Regions from separate parts of the Homo sapiens genome. Here region 2 is linked to region 1. A link is a loop called in an ENCODE intact Hi-C map of the cell type or tissue named here. Cell type or tissue: CD4-positive, alpha-beta T cell. All regions are shown on one strand. Links, peaks and the distances in the headings refer to the core of each region. The heading gives the core; the rest is flanking DNA.

Region 1 (15,457 bases), core at 3,418-11,417:
ATGACCCTCTCTATCTGAATATTTGGCAGGAAAGTGGATACTAAGTGTTGGTAGAAGAGACTTTGACAAGGTCTGTTTCCCCTCTGTGCTCCTGCTCCCATCCTTGGCAAAATATCGGCAATAGTAGTGTTGTTGCCTGGGAAGTTGCCCTGTCCTCTCTCTGTTCACAATTCCCTCCAATTCTGCAGCCACATAAGATGGCAGCAGAGCAGGATCCGGGACAAGAGGCAGCTCCCCTGCCGAGAACACCGCCCCTGGAGCAGTGGGTGACACCAGGCCTCCTTGTGTGTCCATCGGGAAGGTGGCCATGGCTTAGTTGTTCTGGTCTAAAGGGGAGGGAACTGGGTTGGGGGAAGAGACCCCCAGAGCTTTAGGTCTCAGAGGGTTTGAGAAACAGGAGCCACAGGAGGGAAGGAGCCCTGAAGTGTGTTTGCCCAGCTGCTGGGGCGCCTGGCTCCAGCCCTTGTTTGGAAATGGCCCCGGGCAAAAGAAGAAAGGTAATAATACTTGAAGTAAACATTAGGGGCATAGAATATCAGCACTCACTAAACTTGACATTTATTTGAGACTTTAGGAAATGTGCTCAAAGGGAGAGGAGAGGCTGGGCTTGAATGCTGGGTGATATTCATGGGGGCTGAAGGGAAGGCTAACAAGGGAGCCCTTTTTTTGGAAGCCTCCAGGCAGGAGTGAGAGCAGGGGGTGTGACTTTATTTCCCTGAGAGAAGGAAAGAGGAAAGGCATGAGTCAAAGCCCTTTGGTTTTGTTTGACCATTCTTTTTTCTCCACGTTTTCAAATTATCTCGGCCTGTTGACTTGTCACAGAGTTGATTGTGGACTTTGCTACTGCAGTGTTTATAAAGCACTGCAGGGGCCAGGGACTGCTATGACTGAGCCTGTGTCCAAGTTGAAGGCTCAGGGTGGGCCTAAGCTTGTTCTGATGCAAATCACTGATGTGGCTTCTTTCTGGAAAATTCTAAAACCAGGGAGATGACATCCATTTCATAAAGCCTAGAGATATGGGTGCAGTCATCTCTCAAAGTGGCAGGAGTGCAGGGGGACTGAGAGGGACTTGGTTGGGTGGAACTTGAGCTGGAGTTGGGGGAGGATTTGGGTTGGTGGAGGGCAGAGAGGAGGGCCGTGCAGAGCAGGGGCGTGTTGTAGGAGAGGTGCCTCCTGGAGCTCATTGGATGGGGATTTTAGAGGACAGGAGCTGTTCGTGTTCATTTTTGTATTGCTTGAACTTACACAGGGTCTGGCACTTTGGGAGTATTCTATAAATGACTGTTGAATGGAATGATTGTTTTGTAGCCCATTAACTGGGCCTGATGTATTAGAAAGTGTGCGAAAATGTAGCCCATTAGCAGAAAGAAAATCTTACTGAAAAACCATCCCATGTACAAATGGAGCCTGGTGCGGCCACTTTACTTATGCTGCTGAGTTCTGCATCAGTCCACACCCAGGCCACCGCAGGGGCCGGGAGCTCCTCCTCAGACCTACCTCCCGTGCCTCAGTCTCTTTACCCCTCTGTTCTTCCAGGTCCTGCTCCCTCTGGTTTCCCCTCCATGCACTTGGGGTGGGTGTTGCATCCTGTGTCCCATTGGAGGGGGCTTCCGGTCTGTTAGGTCTATTAATATAAAACACCCCCAAGACAAATGGACTTTTTTCTTGTTAACATCACAACTTCTTATGATGCATCTCAAGAACATTATTTGTGTCAAGAGTCTCTCTGATGTACAGAGGCCCTCCATTCCTCAGGAGGAGGTAAGGGGAATTTGGGAGAAAACACCGCCCTGCCTGGGTTACTTATTTCCCTATTCTACAGTGTACTTGGTAGACATTCAAAAATATTTGTTGACTTTGTCCATGATCCACATGGCTCTCATATAGTCATTTATTCACACATACATTCAGTGAGACTTTGAGCGCCTAGTGTGTGCCTGGTATTTACTAGATGGTGGATGCTGAGATCAGGTGTGCTGCTGTCTCTGAGGAGCTCTCACTATACAGTGGCACCTAGGGTGACCGAATCCACCTGCCCCACTTTACAGACATGGAAATTAAAGTGCAGGGAAGTTATAGGATTAGTTCAACAACACAGTCAGTAGCCTCAAAGTTACAGGAGTAAATCAAGTTTTCTGACTTGCTGGATTTTCTATTAGTGTGCAGCTACCTGGCTGCTGCAGGTGTAGACGTGGTGAGCTCCGATAGGAGAGAGGACGTTCAGAGTGAAATGGGAGCCCTGAGCACCCTGGATTAACCGGGAGGACATACCGGGTCCAGCTGTGACCGCACAAAGGACCATCAGGGATATTTGTATTCTCTTTTTCACTTTGAGCTTGAAATGAAGAAAACTGACCCCAGGAAACCAAGAGTGGAAGATTTTTCACAGGGGATTAGTGAGATGCGTCAAAAAGCCTGTGTTGGATGGGTGCCTGTAATCCCAGCACTTTGGGAAGCTGAGGTGGGAGGATGGCTTGGGTCCAGGAGTTTGAGACCAGTGTGGGCAACATGGTGAGACCCTGTCTCTATAAAAAGCTTTTTTGTTTCTTGTTTTAAAAAGAAAACCCTTTTCTGATGTCTGTCACGGTGTTTCTCACTGAATGGTAATGGTCTGACTTTGAGTGGGTTTCATCCATAGCCTGGAGCTCTGTGAGGCAGGGACCAGGTGTGATTCACCTTTGTCTCTCCAGTGACAGTACACAGCAGGATCCGATAAATATTTCTTACAAAATAAAACTGAATAAAAAGTAGACATCTGCACAGGTGTGGGATGACTAAGCAGCAGCAGGAGCAGGAAAAATCAGTCCCCCCAGATCAGCTGATACAGCGTTCAGCTTCTAGATAGGGGTGAGGTGCCAGGACGGGGATGGGGTTCCTGTGGCTCTGCTGCTCTGGGGAACACCCCTAGGATTCAGAGTGTAGGCTGTGGTTGCTGCACTTCACTTGCCCGTGGGAAAGTGAGCAGTGGGTGTGGGGCTTCAGGTGACCCTACGTGGGAAACGGCCGAGGGAAGATGGGGTAGGTGGCACATAGAGGTTGTTTTTTTATTTTTTTATTTTTATTTTTGAGACGAAGTTTTGTTCTTATTGCCCAGGCTGGAGTGCAATGGTACAATCTTGGCTCACCGCAACCTCTGCTTCCCAGGTTCAAGCAATTCTCCTTGCCTCAGCCTCCCAAGTAGCTATGATTACAGGCATGCGCCACCATGCCTGGCTATTTTTTTTTGTATTTTTAGTAGAGACAGGATTTCTCCATGTTGGTCAGGCTGATCTCGATCTCCTGACCTCAGGTGATCCACCCACCTTGGCCTCCCAAAGTGCTGGGATTACAGGCATGAGCCACTGTGCCCGGCCAAGGATGTTTACCAATATTTGAAGGTCGGTTGTATAAAAAAGTGTTAGACTTGGCTGGGTGCATTGGCTCATGCCTGTAATCTCAACACTTTGGGAGGCTGAGGCAGGCAGATCACCTGAGGTCGGGAGTTTGAGACCAACCTGGCCAACATGGCAAAACCCTGTCTCTACTAAAAATACAAAAATTAGCCGGGCGCAGTGGCGGGCACCTGTAATCGCAGCTATTCAGGAGGCTGAGGCAGGAAAATTGCTTGAACCCAGGAGGGGGAGGTTGCAGTGAGCCAAGATTGTGCCACTGCACTCCATCCTGGGTGACAGAGCCAGACTCCATCTCAAAAAAAAAAAAAAAAAAAAGGAAAAGAAAAAATGTTAGTGTCACATGCATCCATGTGAAGAGACCACCAAACAGGCTTTGTGTGAGCAATAAAGCTTTTAATCACCTGGTGCAGGCAGGCTGAGTCCAAAAAGAGAGTCAGTGAAGGGAGTTAGGGATGGGGCAGTTTTATAGGACTAGGGTAAGCAGTGGAAAGTTACAGTTAAAGGGGGTTTTTCTCTTGCGGGCATGGTGGGGAGATCATAAGACTCATTGTCCAGAAGAAGAATGTCACGAGGTTGATCAGTAGATCAATTGGGACAGGGCAGGATCAAGTCATGACAGAATGTCATAAGGTTGGTCAATCGGTTAAGATAGGAGTTGGCTGTTTCCCTTCTTTTGTACTTGTCGGTTGCCTCAGGCCATCTGGATGTATACATGCAGGCTTGGGTTCAGAGGCCTGACATTCCTGTCTTCTTATATTAATAAGAAAAATAAAACAAAATAGTGTTGAAGTGTTGGGGTGGCGAAAAAATTGTTTTTGGGGTGGTATGGAGAGATAATGGGCCATGTTTCTCAGGGCTGCTTCGAGCAGGATTAAGGGCTGTGTGGACCTTAAAGAAAATTTTATAATAGGTTACATGGAATAGGAGTTTAGGCTGTGGGGAGATCTTGGGGCAGAGGATGGTACTATGGGGTTGTTAAAAGTAGCATTTGTCATATAGAATGATTAGTGATGGTCTGAATGTGGTTTTGTGTGAATTGAGAAACCAAACGGAAGACACAAGGCCCGAATAAGAGGAGAAAAAGAGGTACCAGAGGACTAAGAATTGGGAGGACCCAGGATGTCCAATTAGAGAGTGCCCAAGGGGGTTCAGCATAATTACTTGCTTGTTGGCGAGTTTTTGGGCTATATCCTTGAGTTTTTTTTTATATTGTCATATACTAGGCCAGATTGATTTAGGTAAAAGCAACACTCTTCATTTAAAAATATAGAGAGTCCTCCTTTTTCAGCAGTGAGTAAGTCAAGGCCTCGGCGGTTTTAGAGGACAACTGCAGCTAAAGAGTCAACCTTGGCCTGAAGGACTCATAGAGTTTGTGATATGTCTGTGATGCTAGCAGAGAAGTCATTAGAGAGGCTCTGGAAGGTCGTGACAGAGGCTGAAATGCCTGCTATTCCAGTTCTGAGCGCAATAGCGGAGGCAGAAAGTCCTAAACCGACAAGTAAGGGAATTAGTGGAATAACCTTTTTTTTTGTCATGTCGGTGTCATGAGAGGAACAGGAAGCTTTTCAGTCCCATTCGCAAATTGAATTTTGGGAGTAAGGTAAACTAGTGTGCATGTGCCTGTCCAATTAGCAGGTAGACACATGTAGGCAGAGGATCCACAGAGGAAGAAGAGACCTTGTGCAAGGCAAAACTGGAAATGCAAAGTAAAAAGATGAGAAGGAATACTAAAAGAGGTGTCTTGCACTCAGACTCCTAGGGATCCAGCTAGGGCGGCAGCCATCAGAGGTTGTAATGGGGACTGATGGGGTAACTGCATAGAGGGGGAGGTTCGATTTTCATGGTGTATGAGAAAACGTTGAGTGTCTACGAGCAACCTTTCACTGTTATTTACAGGGCTGGGTATAAGCAAACAAAAAGAGGGCCTGGGAGGAGAGTCTGACGAGCAAGGGGAAGGTAGTCAAGGATGGAGTGAAATACAGGGTAAGTGTCTTCCTAGGAAATAATAACTGCTAATGTTTTTAAGTTTGCCAGTATTGATAGAGGGCTTTTCTGTAATATGGAGCTGGGAGGCCCCAATTGTTTCAGTGATATGTGTAGTTGGGCTTTGGAGATGAAGAGTGAAGGAACACGGAGAAGGTGAAAGGTTACCTAGGGGAATTCCAGTGGGTCTTTGCCAAGAGATACATAAAGGAGTGGCCACAGGAATAGTAGTTTGTGTTGTGAGGGGTCCAAATATGGGGGGAGTAGAATTAATATAAGGAGAAAGATTTTTTAAGTAAGTGCGGAGAAGGGCGGCAGCTTGCTGATGTGAAATGTCTGGGGAGGTCTTGCTGGACCTGTCTAGAAAGTAAAGAATTTCTTTAGGAGGGTTAAGGTGAGGGCTGTTAAAGGAAGTTCGGAGGTGTAGGGAGACAGGAGATGTTGCTTAGTCTGTATGTAAGGCGGGGACAGCTGTGTAGGCACAGGAAGAAAGGGAAATGCAAAGCCAGCAATTGTTCTCTAAGGAGGGATCAGAGACGGCTAGGAGAGAGTGAATGAGACTGATAGTGTGGTGGAGATAGCTGGGGAGAGGTAGAGGGTGGCATAAGAATGGGAATGAGAATAAGAGTGAGTATAAAAGTAAAGAATAGAACTTCATCAGGGTGGAAGTATTGGAGGGTGCCCTGCCAGCAAAGATCATCTATCCACTCTAAGAGGGAGTTAAGAGTGGCAGTTTGGGGATAGCACCAGGAGATATCCACTGTGATGGTTTGGAGGAACAGTGTAAACTGGCAGTGTAAACAAGAGCAGGGCATTTATGAGTAGTTGAGAACGGTGAATAAGAGTATGACTAGACAGAAGATAGTAGGGATGACAAGTTTTTTGGGGTGCAGTCCAAGTAGTGGGGGTGACTGCATAAAGCCCTGTTGCAAAAAGTAGGGTAAGGATGAACAGACCTAGTAGAATGAAGGGACGTATTAGGCTCATGAGGGTTATTACTGTTCTTCAGAAATACAAGTGAGTTTAAGGGAAGTAGGGGAGAGTACTTGCGACTTCCAGGAGGAAGAGGAGAGATTAGGCTGGCTGTTTGATGGACACAGCTTTATTCTGGAATGGTGAACCCAATGGGGAGGATCCTGCAGGCGGACAGCAGTTGGGGTGCTAGAGATGACTAAGTAGGGTCCAGTCCATTGAGGTTGTAGAGTTTGAGGGGTCAGATTCTTAACAAGAACGGGTTGTCCAGCTAGGGTGTCTTCATATGGCTGGGAATCTGGAGTAGGCAAGAGAAGATTAGCAGCCTGGGGAATTTCCTGTCTAGCCTGCTGGAGGCCTGGAAGATAGTTGCCTAGAGGGCCGGTGTCTGGGACAAGGTTGGGGCCGAGCAAGAAAGTGTGTCCATGTAAAAGTTCAAATGGACTGTACCCTGTAGCATCTCGAGGACAGGCTCTAATTCTGAGAAGGGCAAGAGGTAAAAGTACTGTCCAGTCCTTTTTAAGTTGGAGACTGAGCTTGGTGAGGTATGTCTTTAAAAGACCATTAGTCCGTTCTACCTTTCCTGAAGATTGAGGGCGGTAAGGGGTATGAAGTTTGACTTATTTCAGCCTACAGAGAGTAGGATGAGAATTGGTGAGTGTGTATCAGACACATTTTGGCTCAGGATGGAAAAGAACTGTCACAGTAAAGTAAGTTTCCTTGGGAAATTACAAGTTTACTGGTGGAGTTCAGGCCTGAGCTGGGTGTCTGAAAATACCTGTTAGAGTGATTTCTAAGGTTACAAGGGCAGAGCTTGGCTTGAAACTAGGTTTCCCACTGATACCACATATTAGGTATTATACAAACTGTCTTTTGCAATGAGACACGGCCCTATGATGCAGGCTGAGCTCTCTGACAGTTACTTCCTGTCTTTGTGGGCGATTGTGATTTTATCTCCTTTGTGACCTGGACTTTACCTCCTACCCTTTGCTCTTGCCAGCCCTCCCACTTCCTTTACTGGTGACAAGGTTTAAGTGCATTTACTGATGATGGTCACAAGGTGGCAGCACTGCCTCACTGGTGTTTCCTAAGACCTCTGCTTGGACGTGGGCCAGTCTAAGGTGCTGTTAGGATTAAGGGCATGAATGAGGCTAAAGGTAAACTTTATTTTCCTTTTTTTATCCTGTGAAGTAACAGAATTTGAGGTGAGTGTGAAGTAATTGCATTTGAGAACTGGAAGTGCCATGTGTGGTGGCTCATGCCTGTAATCCCAACACTTTGGGAGGCTGAAGCAGGAGGATGGTTTGAGCCCAGGAGTTCCAGACCAGCCTGGGCAACATGGTGAGACCTCATCTCTACAAAAAATAAAAAAATTAGCCGGGCACGGTGACACATGCCTGTGGTCCCAGCTACTTGAGAGCCTGAGGCAGGAGGATTCCCTTGAACCCAGGAGGTCCAGGCTGCATTAAGCTATGATCCTGTCACTGCGTTCCATCCAGCCTGGGTGACAGAATGAGACTCTGTCTCAAAAAACTCCAAAAATGAATACAAAATTAAAAAGTCTGGTAGAAATGCTTCACAAACTTTAATGTGCTCACAGATCACCCAAAGATCTTGTTTAAATGCAGATTCTGATTCTTCTGGTGGGGCCTGAGAGTCTGCATTTCTTTTTTTTATGATTGGCATTTTCACAAGATTCTGCATTTCTAAGGAGCATTTGGACGATGTCATTGCTGCTGGTTGGTGGAGCACACTTTGAGTAGCAAGGCTTGAGTATCATTTAGAGATTAATTCTCACTGCATCTGATTTATGGATGGGGAGAGACTGAGGTGTGGAGATGGAATAGAGCTTGCCCTCCATAGCCATGCCCTCACCGCATGACTTTTTGCGTTTAAACCCAGGGCTTCAGCCTCTTTGTCCAGTCCTTGCCTCATGCATCACATGGCCCCTTCACTGTTGTTGGTGGCATCTCTTTAGCTTAGGAACTCAGAACCCCATTTTTATCACCCACTCTGGGCTTGGCTCAACATGTCACTTTGACTGGTTTTCCCCTTACTCAAAACCTTCACTGACTCTTCTGTAATTCACAAGATCAAGTTCGAATGTCTGTGTCCAGTGTTCATGCCTCTATAACATATGTATGATCCCCCTTTAGCAAGCTTACCTAACTTCCCTGGTTTTTGTTTTTGTTTTTGTTTTTGAGACAGAGTCTTGCTCTGTTGCCCAGGCTGGAGTGCAGTGGCACCATCTCGGCTCACTGCAAGCTCCGCCTCTCGGATTCACGCCATTCTCCTGCCTCAGCCTCCCTAGTAGCTGGGACTACAGGTGCCTGCCACCATGCCTGGCTAATTTTTTGTATTTTTAGTAGAGACGGGGTTTCACCGTGTTAGCGAGGGTGGTGATGGTCTCGATCTCCTGATCTCATGATCTGTCTGCCTCAGCCTCAAAAGTGCTGGGATTACAGGCGTGAGCCCACCGCGCCTGGCCACTTCCCTGTTTTTAAACCATCTCTTTCTGCTCTAGCTCTCCCTGTTCCTTCCTGTTCCCTACACATACTCTGTTCTGGTCTCTCTCAGTGGTAGTGGTGGTGGTATGGGCTCTGGTGTTAGACTCACTGAGTTTCTAATCCAACATCCACCAACAACCTTGGCAAGTTACTTCACCTTTTTGAGGATCAGCATCCTCCTGTGAAATAACCCCACATGGTGGTTGAGAGGAGTAAATAAAAAATCATCTGTACCTCATAAATATATATACCTACTATGTACCCCCAAATGTAAAAATTAAAAAAAAAGTAAAACGACATCTGCAAACCCGCTCTCATTCCTGAGACCCTCTTCAAAGCTAGCATCTACAGCAGTGCCTGCCACCTGGTTTCCTTGGCGTGTGTTTCTCCTTGTCTCTGCTTTCCTAAGGTTGAACCCTTCAGGACCTCACCTGAATCCCGTCTGTTCCATGAAACCTTTCCCAGCCATTCCTGACCCAGTTGATCCCTCGCTTCTATAAATTATTTTACCTATGTATGGGCATTTAATTACATGCCAGCCCTCTCAGTGAGACCCCATAGGGAGGCTGGAAGGGTATTGGATGTGTGCGAATTGAAGGTTAATTGAATGAATACTTTTCTTACTACCCACTGAGTGTTAGAGCTGCCGTCTCTTTTTTTCAGCTAGTCCCAGCGGCAGTTCCTCCTGCACCAGCTGCACCAGACCCTGGCAGGCATGTGAATACCTTAGGGATTGCTCTTGTCAGGGTCCTTCCTGCCTCTGGGTTTTGGTTAAATTGGTGTTTCCTTTTGCACGATATCAGTGGTCCCTCTAAGGGAGAGATTGATGATATCTCTTTATGGAAATGCCAAGATAATAACTGAGGAAGTTGAACTCAATATCTTATTGCTTAAACAGCCTGGTTACAGGAGATGTGTACACACTTTCTTGTTTCGTTAAAATTACAACAGTCTTTACTCTCTTACTTCAGAAGAGACTGGGGACAAAAGACCAAGTGGGAGTGTGGGCAACATAGGGAGACCCCATCTCTACAAAAAAAAAATTAGCTGGGTGTGGTGGTGTGTGCCTGTAGTCCCAGCTACTTTGGAGGTTGAGGTGTGAGGATCGTTTGAACCCAGGAGCTCAAAGCTGCAGTGAACTATGATCACGCTGTTGCACTCTGGCCTGGGTGATAGACCAAGAAAAAAAAAAAAAAACAAGTGGGGAGGACAGGGTGGTTTAGGGGAGTTAATGTACCTCTAACCTGGATTCTCTGAATTGTTCTTTCAATCATGTCTGGAAGTGTACATCTTTGTATGTGTGGTCATATATTTATATCACATCACTCATAATTCCCTGCCTGTCAGTGGCAATTAGGAGATCATGTCAGTCAGGCTTAGGATATTAAAATTATGTAGTATGTGCTTTCACTGGAGCAAAGGTTTCTCTGAAGTCTGGAGAGAAAATGGACCAGTAGGGCTGGACCCTTTACTTGGGGTCCTGCCTTCTCTTTTTATTGGACAGCAGCCTACTCAGCCATCACTTTCCCAATCAGGGGCTTTTTTTTTTTTTTTTTTGAGATGGAGTCTCGCTCTGTCGCCCAGGCTGGAGTGCAATGGCACGATCTCGGCTCACTGCAAGCTCCACCTCCCGGGTTCATGCCATTCTTCTGCCTCAGCCTCCTGAGTAGTTGGGACTACAGGCGCCCGCCACCATGCCTGGCTAATTTTTTGTATTTTTAGTAGAGACGGGGTTTCACGGTGTTAGCCAGGATGGTCTTGATCTCCTGAGCTCATGATCCACCCACCTCAGCCTCCCAAAGTGCTGGGATTACAGGCATGAACCACCGCGCCCGGCCAATCAGGGGCTTTTTAACCTTCCCATTTTCCTATAAAGGATCCATGCCAATGTTCAGATATATTTATTGTGCCTGGAACTGGATGTTCTTTTAAAAAGTGAATCCCAGGGATGGCTTCCTAGCAGATTTCCAGGATTCTAATCTTCACTGTCTAAACTGTGGGTTTCCAACCTTGAATACTGATTAGAGTCGCTTGTAGGGCATTTAAAACCTACCAATGCTTGTGCCTTCCCCCAAGAGAGTGTGATTTGATTGATGCATGATGTGGCCCACGCACTGGTTGTTTATGAATGCTTCCAAGGAAAATGGTCATTTTACAGTGGGGGAACTGTAGCCCAGTGCTCAAAGTTAACATCTCCAGTAATCAGAGATACTGACATCTTAGGGCATCCTAATATGATGGATGGAGAAGGCGCAGCATCACCTCTGTAGTATTCTTGCCCAATGTATATAACTTTAGTTTCATCATGAGAAACAACTAGGAAAGCCCAAACCGAGGGTCATTATACAAAATAACTCACCAATACTCTTCGAAAATGTTAAGGTCATGAAGGCAAGAGAAATTCTGAGGAACTGTCCCAGATTAAAGGAAACTGGGAGGACAGAGCAATGAGATGCAATGTCTGATCCTAGATTGGATCCTGGTCCAGAAAAAGAACATTAGTGGGAAGATAAAGGGGATTTGAATAAGGTCTACAGATTCATTCATTGTACAGTATCAGTGATCATTTATTGATTTTGATGATTATACTGTGGTTATCTAAAATGTTAATATTTGGGGAGGCTGAGTGAAAAGTATATGAAGACCCTGACTATTTGTAGAAGTTTTTTGAAAGTCTGAAATTATTTCAGATGAAACTAAAGAAAGGAAAAGAAAGCTTCCAGGTAATTCTACTGAGTTGCCAAAGCTGAAAACCACTTCTCTAAGTTATCTTGCTTAATAATACTGTCAAGAGTAATCTTCCTGGAAATACCATATTGTTATGTTTGTGACCTTTTCAAAGCTTTCCAGTGATTGCTGTCATCTAGGATGAAGTTCCTGCTCCTTAGGCTACCATTTAAAGCCCCCATAGCATGGCCTCAATCTACTCCGTTGATCTACGTGGAAGGACTTAACCTACATTTTACTTTCTCATGCCTGAGCTTATTCTAATTCTTTTACTCCTTCCTATATAATACCCTTGCCTTCCTGTTCAGCCTCCTGAGCTGTTCTTTGTGCTATGGCCCATTTCAGACCCTGTCTCTTCATTGAAGCCTGTATAGTTATTCCTGTTAGAAGCAATCATCCTTCCTTTCTTTGAATTCTGGTAGGTACCGTGATGTGGAGTGAACCACGAGCTTTAGATTCAGAAATATGTGAGTTTGAATCCTTTGACAGTTCCACCTTTAACCAGTTCTGAGATAAGGGACAAGTTTATCAACATCTTGGAATAGAGGGGTAATAGAGTACCTGCATCAAAGGGTCATTGTGACCATTAGATCAGATGCAAACATAAAGGTCCTCAGCACAGCATATAGCAGATTCTTTCCTCAGCACTTTAATAGCTCAGTGGTTCCCAGAAAGTTTGTGGGTGGTGTGAAGGCTCTTATCAAAATTTCCTAAAGAGCCTTTTAAAAATATTTGCACCTGGTCATCACTAAGATGACAGATGCTCTTTAATGGAACTGAATGCTTGGGACTTTAAGAAATGCAACTGAGATTTTTTTTTTTCCCCCTTGGAACACAACTGAGTAAATAAGTGACCTAAGGGCAGAGGAATGTAACCCAAAAGAGGGAGAAGGAGGAACTGGGTTTTTAAGTAGGAAAAAGCTGTGATGCCTTCCACACCCACTCTGTTGCTGTCAGTGAGACAGCAGTGAGGAAGTACCACTCCCTAGTACAACTCCTTAAACCATGAGTCCTGAACAGCCCTTCACTAATCCATTCCCTGTCCAGATGATGTGTACCTGGATGAGTCAGATCCCCATGAGTCAATCATTCTTCTCCGTCTTCAGCTCCTCCATCCTCACCACTCAGTGCTATGTGCTATGGTCTGGCCCCACTTCCCAGGCCATTAGTATTGGCCTAAGAAAGCAAGACTGGGAGGGGCAACTGAGAAGGAAGTCAGAGGCCACTAGGCATGGAAAGAGGCAGGTGGGGCTGTCATTGCTCAAAGGCCACACACTCTGGGTGTGTTTTATGACTGTTCCTGGATTTGAAATCTTTTCCCCTTTGTGATCATTCCAGAGACTCACCCTCCTCCTGCTTCCTTCTCATCACACTATCTGTTCCTAGTGCATCCCTTTTACGGCCAGAGAATGGCTGTACAAATAGTTAACAATTCAGTAAAAGTTACAGCTGAGCACGGTGGCTCACACCTGTAATTCCATCACTTGGGAGGATGAGGAGGGCGGATCACGAGGTCAGGAGTTGAAGACCAGCCTGACCAACATGGTGAAACCCCATCTCTACTAAAAATACAAAAATTAGCTGGGTGTGGTGGCACGCACCTGTAAGCCCAGCTACTCAGGAGGCTGAGGCAGGAGAATTGCTTGAACCTGGGAGGCGGAGGTTGCAGTGAGCCAAGACTGTGCCACTGCACTCCAGCTTGGGCGACAGAGCGAGACTCCATCTCAAAAAAAAAAAAAAATTACTTTTTGGGAGAACTGGGAACCTGGCCTTCCTTTTTGCCAAAAGAGATTGAGGTCCATAAAAGCCAGCTTTTATTCCGGGCTGTGCAGTTGTGAGTGTGGTGTTAGGGAACAGGTACATAAGTGAAGGGTAAGACAGAAAACAAAATGCTGGCTGTTTGTCAAATCCTGAGAGTAGAGGGGACAAAAATCATTCTGAAAGGTGGATGTCATTCAGGACACCTTGGAAATCTTAGGGTGTCCTCGCCCAGATGGGGAGGAGGATGAGGTTAAATTATGGAGTTGAGTGACACTTGGTACATTACTAAACTTCTCTGCTTCAGTTTTTTTTTTTTTTTTTTTTTTTTTGAGACGGAGTCTCACTGTGTCGCCCAGGCTGGAGTGCAGTGGCATGATCTTGGCTCACTGCGCGCTCCGCCTCCCAGGTTCATGCCATTCTCCTGCCTCAGCCTCCGGAGTAGCTGGGACTACAGGCGCCCGCCACCACTCCCGGCTAATTTTTTTTTGTATTTTTAGTAGAGATGGGGTTTCACCGTGTTGGCCAGCATGGTTTTGATCTCCTTACCTCGTGATCCGCCTGCCTCGGCCTCCCAAAGTGCTGGGATTACAGGCGTGAGCCACCATGCCTGGCCCCTGCCTCTGTTTTTTTAATCTGTAAAAATGGGGATGGTGACACTCAGGATTCTTTGAGAGGACTGGAGCTACATGGAAACCCCTTGGGATAGTGCCTGGCGGATAGTGAGTGCTGCATCAGTGTGAGCTATTATAATTATGGGAATAGACAAAGGTGTCACCCGGGGCATCCAGAGTGAGGAGGTATTTTCCAGTCAGAGTCCTGGGAGGCCAGCTGGAGATGAAGCTGGTGAAGGGGGAGGCTTAACCTCCAGGAGTGGAAGGATTGGGAAGGAGTAACTCATGCATAACATTCTGTGAAAATACCTTTACCCAACAGCAGGAATACGCACAGTGGGTGTGGCTTCTGTCACAATTATTGTCCCTGGGGTCTAGGAATGTGAAACCCAAGCCTAGAAACAGGCTTCAGGGGTGCCTTGCAAATTAGCATTCATCTTGCCAAAGGAAAATGTTCATCTTGTTAAAAGAAAGCATTTACGTGCTAAAAGAATCCCTTCTTGTGGCCCAGGTCATTATTTTTGTCTTGGTACTATCCTTTTTTTTTTTTTTTTTTTTTTTTTTTTGAGAAGGAGTCTTGCTCTTTTGCCCAGGCTGGAGTGCAGTGGTGGATCTCAGCTCACTGCAAGTTCCACCTCCCGGGTTGACACCATTCTCCTGCCTCAGCCTCCCAAGTAGCTGGGACTACAGGCGCCCGCCACCATGCCTGGCTAATTTTTTTTGTACTTTTAGTAGAGACGGGGTTTCACTGTGTTAGCCAGGATGGTCTCGATCTCCTGACCTCGTGATCTGCCCACCTCGGCCTCCCAAAGTGCTGGGATTACAGGCATGAGCCACCGCGCCCGGCCTGTACTATCCTTATTTACAAGATGTAAAGAGAAAGACTGGGCTGGGCTCAGTGGATCACGCCTGTAATCCCAGCAGTTTGGGAGGCCAAGCGGGGGCGGATTGCCTGAGGTCAGGAGTTCGAGACCAGCCTGGCCAATATGGCGAAACTCCATCTCTACTAAAAAATACAAAAATTAGCTGGGTGTGGTGGTGTGTGCCTGTAATTCCAGCTACTCAGGAGGCTGAGGCAGGAAAATCACTTGAACCCAGGAGGCGGAGGTTGCAGTGAGCCGAGATCGTGCCATTGCACTGCAGCCTGGGTGACAAGAACGAAACTCTGTCTCAAAAAAGAGACTGAAGAAGAGTGAAATAAGGATATATATGCATTAGCAGGGCAGAATTGGGACTGGTATGTGTACGTTAAGAGGAAGCATGTAAAAATTGTATGTGAACATAAAAAGGACTTCTTGTTTTAAACAGACCTCTCCATATAAATAATGTGGACTGTCTTGAGTAGATAGCAGACTCCATCACAAGAACATTCCAGCAGAATCACAAGAGAATGGATAGTGTGGCCGCTTTCTAAATGGTAGTTTAGAGTGAGCAAATCACTGAAAAGAAAGGAGACCAAGAAGATGGGTGAGGGTGAGAGAGATGGGATGGTGAAAGGAAAAGA
Region 2 (15,457 bases), core at 2,683-10,682, 120 kb after region 1:
GGGAGAATCACTCAGTATACATGGAACTGGCCAGATACTTCTTCTTTCTCAGGGTTTATCTTTATGGCGTGTAGGGTGTAGAATCCTGTGTCCTGGGTGACATTCTGAATCAGCAGGGATGCATTGGGGTATATTGTCCCTTGAATGCTGTGGGCAGGCCCTGGGGGTAGTTATTAGAGTTCCTATTACATATCCTGTAATATGGTGGTTGGCCTCCACCCTTTCCCCTTTGTACCAGTTATAGCCAATAAGATCATGGGGCAGATTGTGAGTGAGTAGAAGAACCTCCTTCCCCTTTGTGGCATTGGACAGCATGGCTTCAACAGTGAGCATGGCAGTAGTGGGTGGGTTCCAGAAAGTTAAAACTGAGGCTAAGGTGGGGGAGAGAACATCAGTCAATATTGGGACCTATGTATTTGGATGGAAAGATGGGGCCCTGAGTTCTGAGGAGGTCTCTTCACCCCCTAGCCCTGGAGAGAGAGAGAGAGAGAGAGCACGTGCACGTGCACGTGCATGCATGGGTCCTGCTGAGTCAAAGTCAGCAGCATGACCCCCATTCCCTCAGCACCTCTGACCTTGGCACTTCCAAGTTTGGAATCCTCTTCCCCAGGAGTCTGCACAAACCCCCACCCCTTATCGCCCTCAGATCCTGCTCACATCAGGACATCCTTGGGAGACCCTTCCCCTGACACCTCCTCTAGAGACCCTTGCTCTTCTCTTCTCTTTCTGACCTTTCCCAGCTCTGTTCCCTCCAGGGCTCTTGTCAGCACCTGACCTCACATTCTAGATCTCTTTGGGTGTCTGTCTTCCTCCCATGAGAGCGTGAGCTCCGTGAGGGTGGGGACTTTTGTGATCTTGGTTGCACCCCAGTGTCTGGGACAGGCTGCAGACTCCTGTGGATGAGTTCATGAGTGTTCCCAGGGCCCTCCATGGCCTGAGGTTTGTGGGTAAGGACAGTGTTTAGTGGCCCTGGTTCTGTTTTTTTCTGGAGTGTTACCCTGACATAACATTTTATTGTCATCAGTTTTCAGAATTTATTGATCAGTGATGATTCACTTGCAGTATATTAACAGTGGAGATTGTTTCTCCATTAACAGCTTCAGATCATTGAGATTTTCCTGGTGTGACCCCTGTCCCTCTCTGGTGTCCTCTCCTCTGAGGCTCCAACAGAAGCCCTCTGTCCCCCCTCAGAGTCCCATCCTCCCCAGGAGATCCCAGTCAGTCTCTGTGCTCCCTCCTCCCACCCACTCCCAAGGAGTCCTCCCCTCACCTGTGAGAAGGAACCCCTGCCAGGGGATGCGCCCTCTGCAGGGAGGGCTGAGGGAAGAGCTTGAGCTCCAGGAACGCTCTTGTCAGGGCTGCTGTGACTGTCAGCTCTGCTGTCCTTCCTCCCTGTGTGCTGAGCCTCCTCCCAGGGCAGGAGCACTTCCCAGGGTCATGGGTGGGGGTGGGCTCTGCCCAGGAAGCCTCTCTGCCCCCTCCCCTCTCAGTCCTGCCTTCTTGTCCATTCTTCTTTTTTCCGTTCTGTCTTCATTTACATTCCCCAGACTATGCTTTGAGAAGCAAGGTTTATTTGGACCCCTGTCCCTTAACAGGACAAATCACCCTCCCCAGCACTGATCTCTGCTGTGTCTTGGCCTTGGGTCTGTCAACACCACACAGAGAGTCCCTGGGGTCCCCGAACCTGGTTTGTTGTCTCTATGACAAAGAAATCCCTCGGTGTATTCAGGGTCTTCTTAGTGTTCTTAAATGTCTGGGAAGGTTGGATTTCCTCCCAGCAAGGAGGTCACAAAGATGTCTGGGGTCCTAGGAATGGACACATCTGGGGCTAAAGCCCAGGTCTAAGAGTCTTACTTGTTCTTTCTGCAGCGCTATGTGGCCCTAATTTCCTGGGAGTAACTGAGAATGAAGCTGCACGTTGCTGTAGTATTATGTCATCCAGACCTCAGACATTTCTAGATCACCTTTATGATTTTCTCTACAGCTTGTTCCACATTTATTATTTACTTCATACTATTTTTCTTTTTTTGAGATGGGATTTTGCTCTTGTTGCCCAGGCTGGAGTGCAATGGTGCGATCTGAGCTCAATGCGCAACCTCTGCCTCCCAGGTTCAAGCGATTCTCCTGCCTCAGCCTCCCGAGTAGCTGGGATTACAGGCATGCGACACCATACCCAGCTAATTTTTTGTATTTTTAGTAGAGACGGGGTTTCACTATGTTGGCCAGGCTGGTCTTGAACTCCTGACTTCAAGTGATCTGCCCACCTTGGCCTCCCAGAGTGCTGGGATTACAGACATGAGCCACCGTGGCCAGCCCATACTATTTTTTTCTAAATAAATTTAGTTTACAAAACATCTTTGTTTATCAGGGCACAGTGGCTCACACCTGTGATCCCAGCTACTCGAGTGGCTGAGGTGGAAGGATTGCTTGAGGCCAGGAGTTGGAGACAAAACATCCTTGTCTTATGCAGTATTGTCCATGAAATTACAGATTTGATGTGTGCTTAAATGTTTTTCTAACATGCATTAAAATAAACACATGAGTATTAAAATTAAAAAACAGCTTATTTAACTTTCACCTAAAATCAGTTTTGGGAAACGCTGATACAGTGGCATAAGCATGCACTTTATATCCAGATAGACCTGGGGTCAATTACTGGCTCCATCACTTAACTATGTCAACTTGGACACGTCACTTGGCTTCTGTGATCCTTGATTCCCTGATTTGTAAAAGGAGGATGGTAAAATCCACCTTGCAGAGTTGTTGGGAATAAGTGAGCTGCTGTGGGAGCCCCGTGCCCAGGCAGTTGTTGAGTACATGATGGTTATCATTGTGGTTATTGCTGTGGGATTCTGGTTATTTTCCAGAGAGAGTGTCTATGCTGGAATATTGGGCTTGTGGCTTTCTGGTAATGTACATGTGTGATAAGTTACTTTTTCGCTTGTTAGGACTTGTGGTGCATCTGTCATTATTTTCATGTCACAGTTTTACTATCTATTTGCTCTGCGATTTTGGTCAAGTTGTGTAACTTTTCTGTGCCTCATTTACCTAATTTCTAAAATGTGGGTAACAGTAAACTAGTGTGAGTGTGTATTTCCCAGATCTGACCACTAGAGAGCACAGAAGCACCAGCACCTTCTAACCGTGGGCCTATCAGTGCCGATGGCCTGCAAACATCGTTCTCCCATGAAAGGAACCAGGGCTCCCTGGAGAAATAGCTGATTCCAGGGCTGGGTCAGGAAAGCATAGAGGAACCTGGAGCTCCTTGTGGGGCCAGAAAATAAGGAACTGCACGAAAAATGGTGGGGATGTGTCAAAAGGTCACAGATTTCCAAGGAACTCTCAATGGTCAATTTTGGGACAATATGAACAACATAATAAATAATGATAGTAATGGATTCCAGTTCATAAATACCCATGAATCCATGCTGATATAAATAAATAATTGAATAAATTAAATAAATGAGGAAGCAGAAATAGCTTTTTCTTGTAGCAGAATTCCAGTTAATAAATGTAGAAGGAGTGGTGGAAATGGAAAATCACTATTTGGCTCACAACACAGGAATTGTTATTTATAGGCAAGGATCATCATGGAATATGAAGAGGCCTGGAATGAGGCAGGAGTGAGAACAGGTGGCGTGATTTTGTTTCCCTGAGAGGAGGGAAGAGGCAAGCCATGAGTCAAAGCCCTTTGATTTTTGTTTGACAGTTCTTCTCTCTGTGTTTTCAAATTATCCCAGCCTGTTGCCTTGTCACAGAGTTGGTTGTGGGCTTTGCTACTGCAGGGGTTATAAAGCACGTGCAGGGGCCAGGGACTGTGCTAGGCAGTGGAGCCTGTGTGTGAATTGAAGGGTCAGGCAGGGCCTAAGCGTGGTCTGATGCAAACCACTGATGTGACTTCTTTCTTGAAAATTCTAAAAATAATCTCTGCCTTCAGGAGCCTCAAGTCTAATGAGGGAGATGACATCCACTTTATAAAGCCTAGAGATATGAGTGCAGTAATCTCTCAAAGTGGCAGAAGTGCATGGGGGACTCCGAGTTGGGTGGAACTTGAGCTGGCCTCACAGGGCAGGGTAGGATTTGGGTTGGTGGAGGGCAGAGAGAACGGCTGTGTGGAGCAGGGGTGTGTTGTAGGAGAGGCACTCTTTGGAGCTCTTTGTATGGAGATCATTGAGGGTAGGGGCTGTTTGTGTTCATTTTTGTATTCCCTGAACTCATAGAGCCTGGCACTTTGGGAGTATTCTATAATTGACTGTTGAATGGAATGATCGTTTCGTAACCTGTTAACTGGGCCTGATGTGTTAGAAAATATGTAAAAGTGCAGCCTGTGTATTAGAAAATGTGTGAAAGTACAGCCTATGAGCAGAAAGAAAATCTTACTGAAAAGCGATCCCACGTACACATGGAGCCTGGTGCGGCCGCTTTACTTATGCTGCTGAGTTCTGCATCAGTCCACACCGAGGCCACCACAGGGGCCGGGAGCTCCTCCTCAGACCTTCCTCTGGGTCCCTCAATCTCTTTACCCCCCTGTTCTCCCAGGTCCTGCTCCCTGTCAGTTCACTCCATCTGGTTTCCCCTCCATGCACTTGGGGTGGGTATCACATCCTGTGTCTCATCACAGGGGGCTTTGGGTCCCTCAGATCCATTGATTAAAACACCTCTAAAACAAATGGACTTTCCTCTTGTTAACATGACAACTTCTTATAATGCATTTCAAGAACATTATTTGTGTCAAGAGTCTCTCTGATGTACAGAGGCCCTCCCTCCCCCAGGAAGGAGGTCAGGGGAAGTTAGGAGAAAACAGTGTCCTGTCTGGGTTGCTTATTTCCCTATTCTGCAGTGTATTTGGTAGACGTTCAAAAATATTTGTTGACTCTGTCCATGATCCACATGGCTCTCATATAGTCATTTATTCACACACACATTCAGTGAGGCTTTGAGCGCCTAGTGTGTGCCTGGTATTTGCTAGATGGTGGATGCTGAGAAGATCAGATGTGCTGCTGTCTCTGAGGAGCTTTCACTATATAGCTGCACCTAGGGTGACCGAATGCACCTGCCCCACTTTACAGACATGGAAATTAAAGTGCAGGCAAGTCATAGGACTAGTTCAATGTCACAAGGTCACTAGCCTCAAAGTTATAGGAGTAAATCAAGTTTTCTGACTTGCTGGATTTTCTGTTAGTGTGCAGCCACCTGGCTGCTGCAGGTGCAGACATGGTGAGCTCCGATAGGAGCGAGGACGCTCAGAGTGAAGTGGGAGCCCTGAGCACCCTGGATTAACCAGGAGGACATGCCGGGTCCAGCTATGACTGCACAGAGGACCATCGGGAACATTTGAATTCTCTTTTTCACTTTGAGCTTGAAATGAAGAAAACTGATCCCAGAAAACCAAGCGTGGAAGGTATTTCACAGGGCATTGGTGAGATGGGTCAGAAAATCCTGTGTTGATGTCTGTCATCATGTTTGTCACTGAATAGTAATGGTCTGACTTTGAGTGGGTTCCATCTGTAGCCTGGAGCTCTGTGAGGCAGGGACCAGGTGTGATTCACCTTTGTCTCTCCAGTGACAGTACACAGCAGACTCCGATAAGTATTTTTTTTTTTTTTTTTTTTGAGACAGAGTCTCACTCTGATGCCCAGGCTGGAGTGTAGTGGTATGATCTCGGCTCACTGCAAGCTCTGCCTCCAGGGTTCACGCCATTCTCCTGCCTCAGCCTCCCGAGTAGCTGGGATTACAGGCGCCTGCCACCATGCCTGGCTAATGTTTTTTTTTTAATGTTTTTAGTAGAGAAGGGGTTTCACCGTGTTAGCCAGGATGGTCTCGATCTCCTGACCTCGTGATCCGCCCGCCTCGGCCTCCCAAATTGCTGGGATTACAGGCGTGAGCCACCACGCCCCGCCCTCCGATAAATATTTCTTACAAAATAAAACAGAATAAAAAGTAGACATCTGCACAGGTGTGGGATGACTGAGCAGCAGCAGAAGCAGGAAAAGTCAGCGTCCCCAGATCAGCTGATGTGGCATTTGGCTTCTAGATAGGGGTGAGGTGCCAGGACAGGGACGGGGGTCCTGGGGCTCTGCTGCTCTGGGGAACACCCCTAGGATTTGGAGTGTCTGCTGTGGTTGCTGCACTTCACTTGACCATGGGAAAGTGACCAGAGGGTGTGGGGCTTCAGGTGACCCTATATGGGAAATGGCCGAGGGAAGATTGGGTGGGTGGTGCATGGGATGGTTTACCCGTATTTGAAGGTCAGTTGTATGAAAAGATGTTAAACTTATTTCAGCCTATGGAGAGTAAGATGAGGATTGGTGAGTGTGAATCAGACACCTTTTGACTCAAGACAAAAAAGAACTGTTACAGTAAAGGAAGTTTCCTTGGAAAATTACAAGTTTACTGGCAGAATTCAAGCCAGGGCTGGGTGTCTGAAAATACCTCTCAGAATGATTTTTAAGCTAACAAGGGCAGAGCTTGGCTAGGAATGTGGTTTTCCACTGATATCACATATTAAAAAAATGTCCTTTGCAATGGGACATTGCTCAATGATGCAGGCTGAGCTCTCTATGACAGTTACTTTCAGTCATGTGGGCAGCTGTGATTCTCTTATCCAGTCCGTGACTTGGACTTCACCAACTACCTCTGGCAGGCTGCCCCTGCCAGCCCTATCCCCTCTTTTACCCCAGGAGTTAAGTGCATTAACTAATGATGGCCACAAGGTGGCAGTGCTGCTGCTGCTGCTTTTTTTTTTCTTTTTTCTTTTTCTGAGACGGAGTCTCACTCTGTTGCCCAGGCTGGAGTGCAGTAGTGCGATCTCGGCTCACTGCAACCTCTGCCTCCCGGGTTCAAGCGATTCTCCTGCCTCAGTCTCCCGAGTAGCCACGTAGCTGGGATTACAGGTGCGTGCCACCACACCCAGCTAATTTTTTATATTTTTAGTAAAGACAGGGTTTCACCGTGTTAGCCAGGATGATCTTGATCTTCTGACTTTGCGATCCGCCCGCCTCGGCCTCTCAAAGTGCTAGGATTACAGATGTGAGCCACCGCACCCGGCCCTCTCTGGTGTTTTCTAAAACCTCTACCTGAATGTGGGCAAGCCTAAGAGGCTTTTAGGATTAAGAAAAGGTCATGAATGAGGTGAAAGGTAAACTTCATTATTATTTTTCTCTTGTGAGGTGACATAGTTGAGTGTGAAATAGTTGCATTTTAGAACTGGAAGACACTGGAGAGAAGTGCTTCACAAATCTTAATGTGTTCATGGATCACCTGAAGATCTTGATTAAATACAGATTCGGATTCTTTTGGTGGGGCCTGAGATTCTCAATTTCTAAGGCGCTTTTGGATGATGTCATTGCTGCTGGTTGGTGGACCACACTTTGAGTAGCAAGGCTTGAGGGTCATTTAGAGATTAATTCTCATTCCATGTGATTTATGGCTGAAGAGAGACCAAACTACAGAGAGAGAATATAACTTGCCTTCCATAACTATGCCCTCACTGCATGACTTTTTGCATTTAAACCCAGGGCTTCAGCTTCTCCGTCCAATTCTCGTTTCATGCATCACGTGGCCCCTACACTGTTGTTGGTGGCATCTCTTTACCTTAGGAACCCAGAACTCCATTTCCACCACCCACTGATCTTGGCTCAAGGTTTCACTTTGACTGGGTCTGCCCTTCCTCAAAACCTTGAGGGGCTCTTCTATAATCACAAGATCAAGTTTGAACCTCGGTGTCTACTGTTCATGCCTCTACAACATGTGATTCCCCCTTTAGCAAGCTTACATAACTTCCCTGTTTTTTTAACTGACTCTTTCTGCTCTAGCTCTCCCTGCTCCTTCCTGTTCCCTACACATACTTCGTTCAGGTCCCTCAATGGTAGTGGTGGTTACATGGTCTCTGGTGTTAGACTCACCGAGTTTCTAATCCCATACCCACCACCGACCTTGGCAAGTTACTTCCCCTTTCTGAGGATGAGCATCCTCCTCTGAAATAATTTCATGTATTGATTGAGAGAGTAAATAAAATAACATCTGCAAGCCCACTGTCATTCCTCGGACCCTCTTTAAAACTAGCATCTACACAGGGTGGGGAACATCACACACCGGGGCCTGTCGTGGGGTGGAGGGAAGGGGGAGGGATAGCACTAGGAGAGATACCTAATGTAAATGACGAGTAAATGGGGTGCAGCACACCAACATGGCACATGTATACATATGTAACAAACCTGCACATTGTGCACATGGACCCTGGAACTTAAAGTATAATTAAAAAAAAAAAAACCAAAACCAAAAAAAACTAGCATCTACAGTGGTGCCTGACACCTGGTTCCCTGGCTTATGTTTCTCCATGTCTCTGCTTTCCTAAGGCTGAACCATTCAAGGCCTAACCTGAACCCTGTCTCTTTTGTGAGCATTTGTTTCTTTCTTTCTTTTTTCTTTTTTGTTTTGTTTTGAGACGGAGTCTCACTCTGTCCCCCAGGCTGGAGTGCAGTGGCGCAGTCTCAGCCCACTGTAACCTCCGCCTCCTGGGTTCAAGCTATTCTCCTGCCTCAGCCTCCTGAGTAGCTGGGATTACAGGTGCATGCCACCATGCACAGCTAATTTTTTTTTTTTGTATTTTAGTAGAGATGGGGTTTCACCATGTTGGTCAGGATGGTCTCGAACTCCTGACCTCAAGTGATCTGCCCGCCTCAGCCTCCCAAAGTGTTAGGACTACAGGCATGAACCACCACACCCGGCCTTATGAGCATTTCTGACCCAATTGATCCCACCCTTCTATAAATTGTTTCACCCATGTATTGGCATTTAATTATGTCCCAGTGAGACCCCATAGGGAGGCTGGAAGGGTGTTGGCTGTGTGAAAACTGAAGGTGAATTGAGTGAGCTCCTTTCTTACTACCCCCTGAGTGTTAGAGCTACCATCTCTTTTTTTTTTCAGCTATTGCCAGCAGCAGTTCCTCCTGCGCCAGCTGCACCAGACCCTGGGCAGGCAAGTGAATACCTTAGGGTTTGTTCCTGTCAGGGTCACTCCTGCCTCTGGGTTTTGGTGAAACTGGCGTTTTCTTTTGCATCTTATCAGGTGGCCCCTCTGAGGAGGTTATTGATGATATCCCTTTATGGAAAGCCTAAGGTAATAACTCTAAGGAAGTTGAGCACAGTATTTTCTAACTTAAACAGCTTGGTGGCAGGAGATGTGTACACTTTCCTATTTCATAAAATTTACAACAGATTCAGAAGAGATTAAGGACAAAGGACCAAATGGGGAGGACAGGTTTGTTTAAGGGAGGTCATGTACTTTCAATCTGGAGTCTATCAATTGTTCATTCAACTCTGTGTGGAAGTGTGCATCTTTGCATGTGTGGTCGTATATTTGGATCACATGATTCATAATTCTGTCCCTGTCAGTGGCAATTAGGAGTTCATGTTAGGCTTATGAGGATAAAATATATGGGTGTGCACTATTACTGAAGCCAGGGTTTCTGATATCTGGAGAGAAAATAGGCCAGGAGGGCTGGTCACTTTACTTAGTGCCCTGCCTTTCTCTCTCTCTCTCTCTCTTTCTCTTTTGAGACAGAGTCTCACTCTGACACCCAGGCTGGAGTGTAGTGGACTATAGCTCACTTCAACCTCCACCTCCTGGGCTCAAGTGATCCTCCCATATCAGCCTCCTTGTTAGCTGGGACCACAAGCACATGCCATCATGCCCAGCTAATTTTTTGTTTTGTTTATTTGTTTGTCTGTTTTTGTAGAGATGGGTTTTCACCATATTGCTCAGGTTGGTCTCGAACTTCTGGGCTCCAGTGATCTAGCCATTTTGGCCTCTTCCAAATGCTGGGATTACAAGTGTGAGCCACCATTCCCGGCCCTGCCTTCTCTTTTTATTAGACAGCAGTCTACTCACTCATCATGTTCCCAGTGAGGGGATTTTTAACCTTCTCATTTTCCTACCAGGGGTCCATGCCAAAGTCCATATGTGTTTAATTGTGTCTAGAATTGGATGTTCTTTTTGAAAAGAGCAGCCCAAGGAATGGCTTCTTAGCTGATATCCAGGATTCTAATCTTCATTGTCTAAACTTTGGGTTTCCATTCCTGGATACTGGTTAGAGTAACTTGTAGGGCATTTAAAATGTACCAATGTCTGTGCTTTCCCCAAGTATGTCTGACTGGATTGGTGCATTGTGTGCCCAGGCATTGGTTGTTTAAGAATGCTTCCAAGGAAAACGGTCATTTTATTGTGGAGGAATTTTAGCCCAGGGCTCAAAGTTAACATCCCATTAATTAGAGATATCGACATCTTAGGGCATCCTAATATAATGGATGGAGAAGGCACAAAATCGCCTCTTTGGTTTTCTTGACCGAAGTGTATAACCTCAGTTTAATCATGAGAAAAAATTAGAAAAATTTAAACTGAGGGTAACTACAAAATAACAACGCCAATACTTTTCAAAAATGTTAAGGTCATGAAGGCAAAAGAAATTCTGAGGAACTGTCCCAGATTAAAGGAGACTGAGAGGACAAAACAATGAGATGCAATGTGTAATTGTACATTGGACCCTGTTCCAGAAAAAGGACATTAGAGGGAAGATAAAGAGGATTTGAATAAAGTCTGCAGATTCATTCACTGTATGATGTCAGCGATAATTTATTGATTTTAATGTTTGCACTGTGGTTATCTAAAACAATGTTTGGGGAAGTTGAGTGAAAAGTATATGGGGACTGTATTTTTGGAACATTTTTGAAAGTCTGAAATTATTTCAAAATGAAAAGTTTGAAAAAAAAAAGGAGAAGAAATCTAGATATTTCTATTAAGTTGCCAGACTTGAAGACCATTTCCCAAGTTATCTTGCCTAATATTGTAGAGTAATCTTCCTGGAAATGCTGTTTGTCACGTTTGTGAGCTTCTCAGAGCTTTCCAGTGACTTCTCTTATCTGTAGGATGAAGTTCCCATTCCTTAGGATGCCACTCAGAGCCCTCATAGCCCGGCCCCAATCTACTCCCTTGATTTACATTGAAGGACCTGACCCACATTTTACTTTCTCATTTCCAAACATTTTCTAAGTCTTTTCCCTCTTCATATCACACCCTTGCCTGTCTTCTCAGCCTCCTGAGTTGTTCTTTGTCCTAAAGGCCCATTTCAGACCCTGTCTCTTCATTGAAGCCTGTATATTTATTTCTGTTAGAAGCAGTCATCTTTCCTTTCTTTGAATTCTTGCAGGTACAATGGTGTGGAGTGAAACATGAGTTTTATTTCATTATATTATATTTTAGAAAAAAATCAATTTATTCTGCTCATTAAAAGTTTTTCTTTTAAAAAAATCTTAAAATTTTCATTGGAGAAGGATTAGAGATTAAATTGTTGATGTTTGAATTTCGTTGTGGTTTAAAAAAACTTTTATTTTAGGTTCAGGGTACATGTGCAACTTTGTTATGTAGGTGAACCTGTGTCACAGGGGTTTGATGTACAAATTATTTCATCACCCAGCTACTAGGCCTAATACTCAGTAGTTATGTTTCCTGCTCCTCTTCTTCCTCCCACTCTCCACCCTCTTGTAGGCCCCAATGTCTGTTGTTCCCCTTTTTATGTCCATGTGTTCTCATCATTTAGCTCCCACTTATTTTTTAATTTTAATTTAATTTAATTTTTTTTTTTTTTGAGACGGAGTCTCTCTCTGTCACCCAGGCTGGAGTGCAGTGGTGCGATCTCCGCTCACTGCAAGCTCTGCCTCCCAGGTTCACGCCGTTCTCCTGCCTCAGCCTCCTGAATAGCTGGGACTACAGGTGCCTGCCACCATGCCCAGCTAATTTTTTTGTATTTTTAGTAGAGACGGGGTTTCACTGTGTTAGCCAGGATGGTCTCAATCTCTTGACCTCATGATCCACCCACCTCAGCCTCCCAAAGTGTTGGGATTACAGGCGTGAGCCACTGCGCCCGGCCTTAGCCCCACTTATAAGTGAGAACATGCAGTATTTGTTTTTCTGTTTCTGCGTTAGTTTGCTGAGCATAATGTCCTCTAGCTCCACCAATGTTCCTGCAAAAGAGATGATCACATTATTTTTTATGGCTGCATAGTATTCTGTGGTGTATATGTACCACATTTTAAAAATGCAGTTTTCCATTGAGAGGCATTTCGGTTGATTCTATGTCTTCTCTATTGTGAACAGTGCTGCAGTGAACATTCATGTGCATGTGTCTTTATGATAGAATGATTTATATTCCTCTGGGTATATACCCAGTAATGAGATTGCTGGGTCAAATGGTAGTTCTGTTTTTAGCTCTTTGAGGAATTGCCATACTGCTTTCCACAATGATTGAACTAATAATTGACACTCCCACCAACAGTGTATAAGCACCCCCTTTTCTCCACAACCTTGCCAGCATGTTACTTTTTTTTGACATTTTTGATAATAGCCATTCTGACGGGTATGAGATGGTATCTCACTGTAGTTTTGATTTGCATTTCTCTAATGATCAGTGATAGTGAGCTTTCTTTCCTATGCTGTTGGCCACATGTATGTCTTCTTTTGAAAAGTGTCTGTTCGCCAGGCAGAGTGGCTCACACCTGTAATCCTAGCACTTTGGGAGGCTGACGTGGGTGGATCACTTGAGGTCAGGAGTTCAAAACCAGCCTGGTCAATATGGTGAAACTCTTTCTCTACTAAAAATACAAAAAAATTAGTTGGGTGTGGTGGTGGGCACCTGTAATCCCAGCTACTTGGGAGGCTGAAGCAGGAGAATTTCTTGAACTCGGGAGGCGGAGGTTGCAGTGAGCCGAGATTGCACCACTGCACTAAAAAAAAAAAAATGTGTTCATGTCCTTTGCCCACTTTTTAGTGGGAATTTTTTTTTCTTGTAAATTTGTTTAAGTTCCCTGTAGATGCTGGATATTACATTTTAGTCAGATGCATAGTTTGCAAATATGTTTTCCCACTCTGTAAGTTGTCTGTTTACTCTGTTGATAGTGTCTTTTGCTGGAAGCATGAGTTTTGGATTCAGAAATATGAGTCTGAGTCCTAGTTCCACCTTTTATCAGGTGAGATAAGGGACAAGTTAATTGATGTCTTGGAATAGAGGGATAATAGTGCCTATTTAAAGGGTCATTGTGAGCATTGGATGAGGTACAAACATAAAGGTCCCCAGCAGGTAGCAGATTACTTCCTCTTCATTCCTGTAGCTCAGTGGTTCCAAAGGTATTGCGGGTGGTGTGAACTTTCTTATCAAAATTTTCTATAGATCCTTCAACTAAGATAGCCTTGAACTGAACTGAATGCTTAGGACTTTAAGAAGTTCAACTGACGTTTGGATTTTTGTGAAAACAACTCAGTAAATAAGTTATCTATCAATAGAGGAATGTAACCCAACAGAGGAAGAAGGGAATGACAATGGGATTGTAAATGGGAGAAAGCTGTGATGCCTTCCACACCCATCCCTTTGTTCTCAGTCAGACAATATCAAGGAAGTACAACTTCTAAAATTATGTAAAGGAAAATAAACACCTCAGGACTGCCAAACTCATTACACCAAAGGGATACTTCAGCCTGGAGATTGAGTCATGCAAGACCACCATTTTTTCCCCAAATGAACAACTGTTACTTTACAACCTTGTGTCAAAGCATTGTACATTAGCCAGAGCCCCAGGAGAAGATGAAAAGGCCCTAGGCATATCTGGATGACCTCCCTCACAAATTGTTTTTTTGCTGTCCTCGAACCACATTTGAAGTATATTTGTGGAACAGACTCTTACAAGTACTCTTAAATGTTGGCTTCTCATAACTGTGGAGCTCATGTCACTGGACTAGGAAAAAAAACCCAGGACTTTAGTTAAAAAAAATGCATTCATGATGATTGCTAACCCAACATCAAGCAGAACAAGAGTTAATTACATGAGGATAAATTGATACAGGACTAAAATGATTTTTTCATGACCTTTTTTTTAAAAAAAAACATTGCTGACTTTTTTTATGTTTTGTTCTCCAGAGTCAAAAAAGCTTTTTTTTTTTTTCTTTTGAGCTTTTTAGCTTACAACAAATTGGGTAAAGTATAATTTTGTGAGCTAAATTTGAAAGATTTATCTTTCTCTCTACCCAATTTCTACAAAAATAAACTATTTGTGCATATTCTTAATTTATGGCAATATAGATATTTGCATAAATTCCATAAGAATTTGTTTTCTTTTATAACAGGACACAATTGGAGACATTGGTTATTTTATAGAGGCTTTGAGTGAAATGGTATATTTTCAGATATGACCAGAATGCTTTGAGGAATTGAGATTGACTTTATAGAACTGACAAAAAGCCTCTTGGACAGACTGACCTGGTTACCTTGTCTATGCAGTTTCTATAAAAAGTTAATGATCTGTGGTAAGTAAAGAATGTCACTTTCTGATAGGCCCAGGAACCCCCAAGTTATTTTGAGACCTCAAGAAAAGAGGAATTCACCAAATTCATGCAGGTATCTACAGGCACAGATAAATTACTGGCTTGCATAGCCTTGAGATGCTTTTGGAAGTCTAATCTGAGATTCCTTATGAAAAAAAGTCTCAGCAAAGCCAATTTAAAAAGACTCTCTATGGCCAACCACTATTCTTGCCATACTTTATGCAAATAATCAGGCCAGGTATAAGACTAAAACTTATTTAGCAAATACATTTGTCCTGCTATGATTTGTCTTTCATAAAAATGGGAGCCTGGAGAGAGAAAAATTTGTGTTTCAAAAGAAAACTTCAATACAACTGTTATTAAATTCTAGGCTTGTTCATTATTTTTGAGTTTTATTATTTGCCTATAATTTGGACTGAATCCTAAATTCTTTCCTGGCTATAAATATCAAAAGTAATGATTTCAAGATTTTCTTCCATTTTGGAATGTTAGAAATTAAAACTGTGCTTTTCTTCAAGCCCTGCAAACTGAAACTAGACAAGTTAAGTGAACTTTTGGAGAAGTCACAGCAACTTATATATAAACAACTTTTGTGCCCGTTGATGCATGGACTACACGAAAGGGTCACACGAATACTGGATTTGTACTGAAATTCAGAGAAATCTGTGAGATTGTCACTGCAGTTAGATGATTCAGAGACTCTAGAAAAATGAGTCTATAGGCTGGGCGTGGTGGCTCACGCCTGTAATCCCAGCACTTTGGGAGGCTGAAGTGGGTGGATCACGAGGTCAGGAGATCGAGACCATCCTGGCTAACACGGTGAAACCCCGTCTCTATTAAAAAATACAAAAAATTAGCTGGGTGTGGTGGCGGGAGCCTGTAGTCCCAGCTACTCGGGAGGTTGAGGCAGGAGAATGGCGTGAACCTGGGAGGCGGAACTTGCAGTGAGCTGAGATCGCGCCACTGCACTCCAGCCTGGGCAACAGAGCCAGACTCTGTCTCAAAAAAAAAAAAAAAAAAAAAAAAAAGAAAAAGAAAAATGAGTCTATAGACTGCTGTAGACATTAGAGGTGAGCCAACATGCAA

Evidence for each region. Hi-C counts contacts between places; a loop is a spot of excess contacts. Peaks named below come from ENCODE experiments on the same cell type or tissue, not always from the same donor. Only the 100,000 strongest peaks of a DNase experiment are listed, where the experiment ranks them.
Region 2: a loop joins it to region 1, with 10 times the contacts of the local background. A loop is called at or near these places in 7 of 110 quality-filtered maps.

The regions. Positions count from the first base shown.
Region 1 is chr19:42,443,230-42,458,686 of GRCh38, forward strand. All of the region lies in intron 1 of LIPE-AS1 (LIPE antisense RNA 1), which reads left to right. Among named protein-coding and RNA genes, the nearest start is that of CXCL17, 8.0 kb to the left of the region's middle. In CD4-positive, alpha-beta T cell, for the core only: CTCF peaks have their summits at 7,403 (motif pointing right) and 7,602; a DNase peak (open chromatin) is centred at 7,362; H3K27ac peaks cover 898 bases.
Region 2 is chr19:42,560,423-42,575,879 of GRCh38, forward strand. All of the region lies in intron 2 of LIPE-AS1 (LIPE antisense RNA 1), which reads left to right. It also overlaps the pseudogene CEACAMP2. Among named protein-coding and RNA genes, the nearest start is that of CEACAM8, 27 kb to the right of the region's middle. RefSeq lists an enhancer at 1-57. In CD4-positive, alpha-beta T cell, for the core only: CTCF peaks have their summits at 3,097 (motif pointing right), 3,298, 6,704 (motif pointing right) and 6,903; DNase peaks (open chromatin) are centred at 3,119 and 6,699.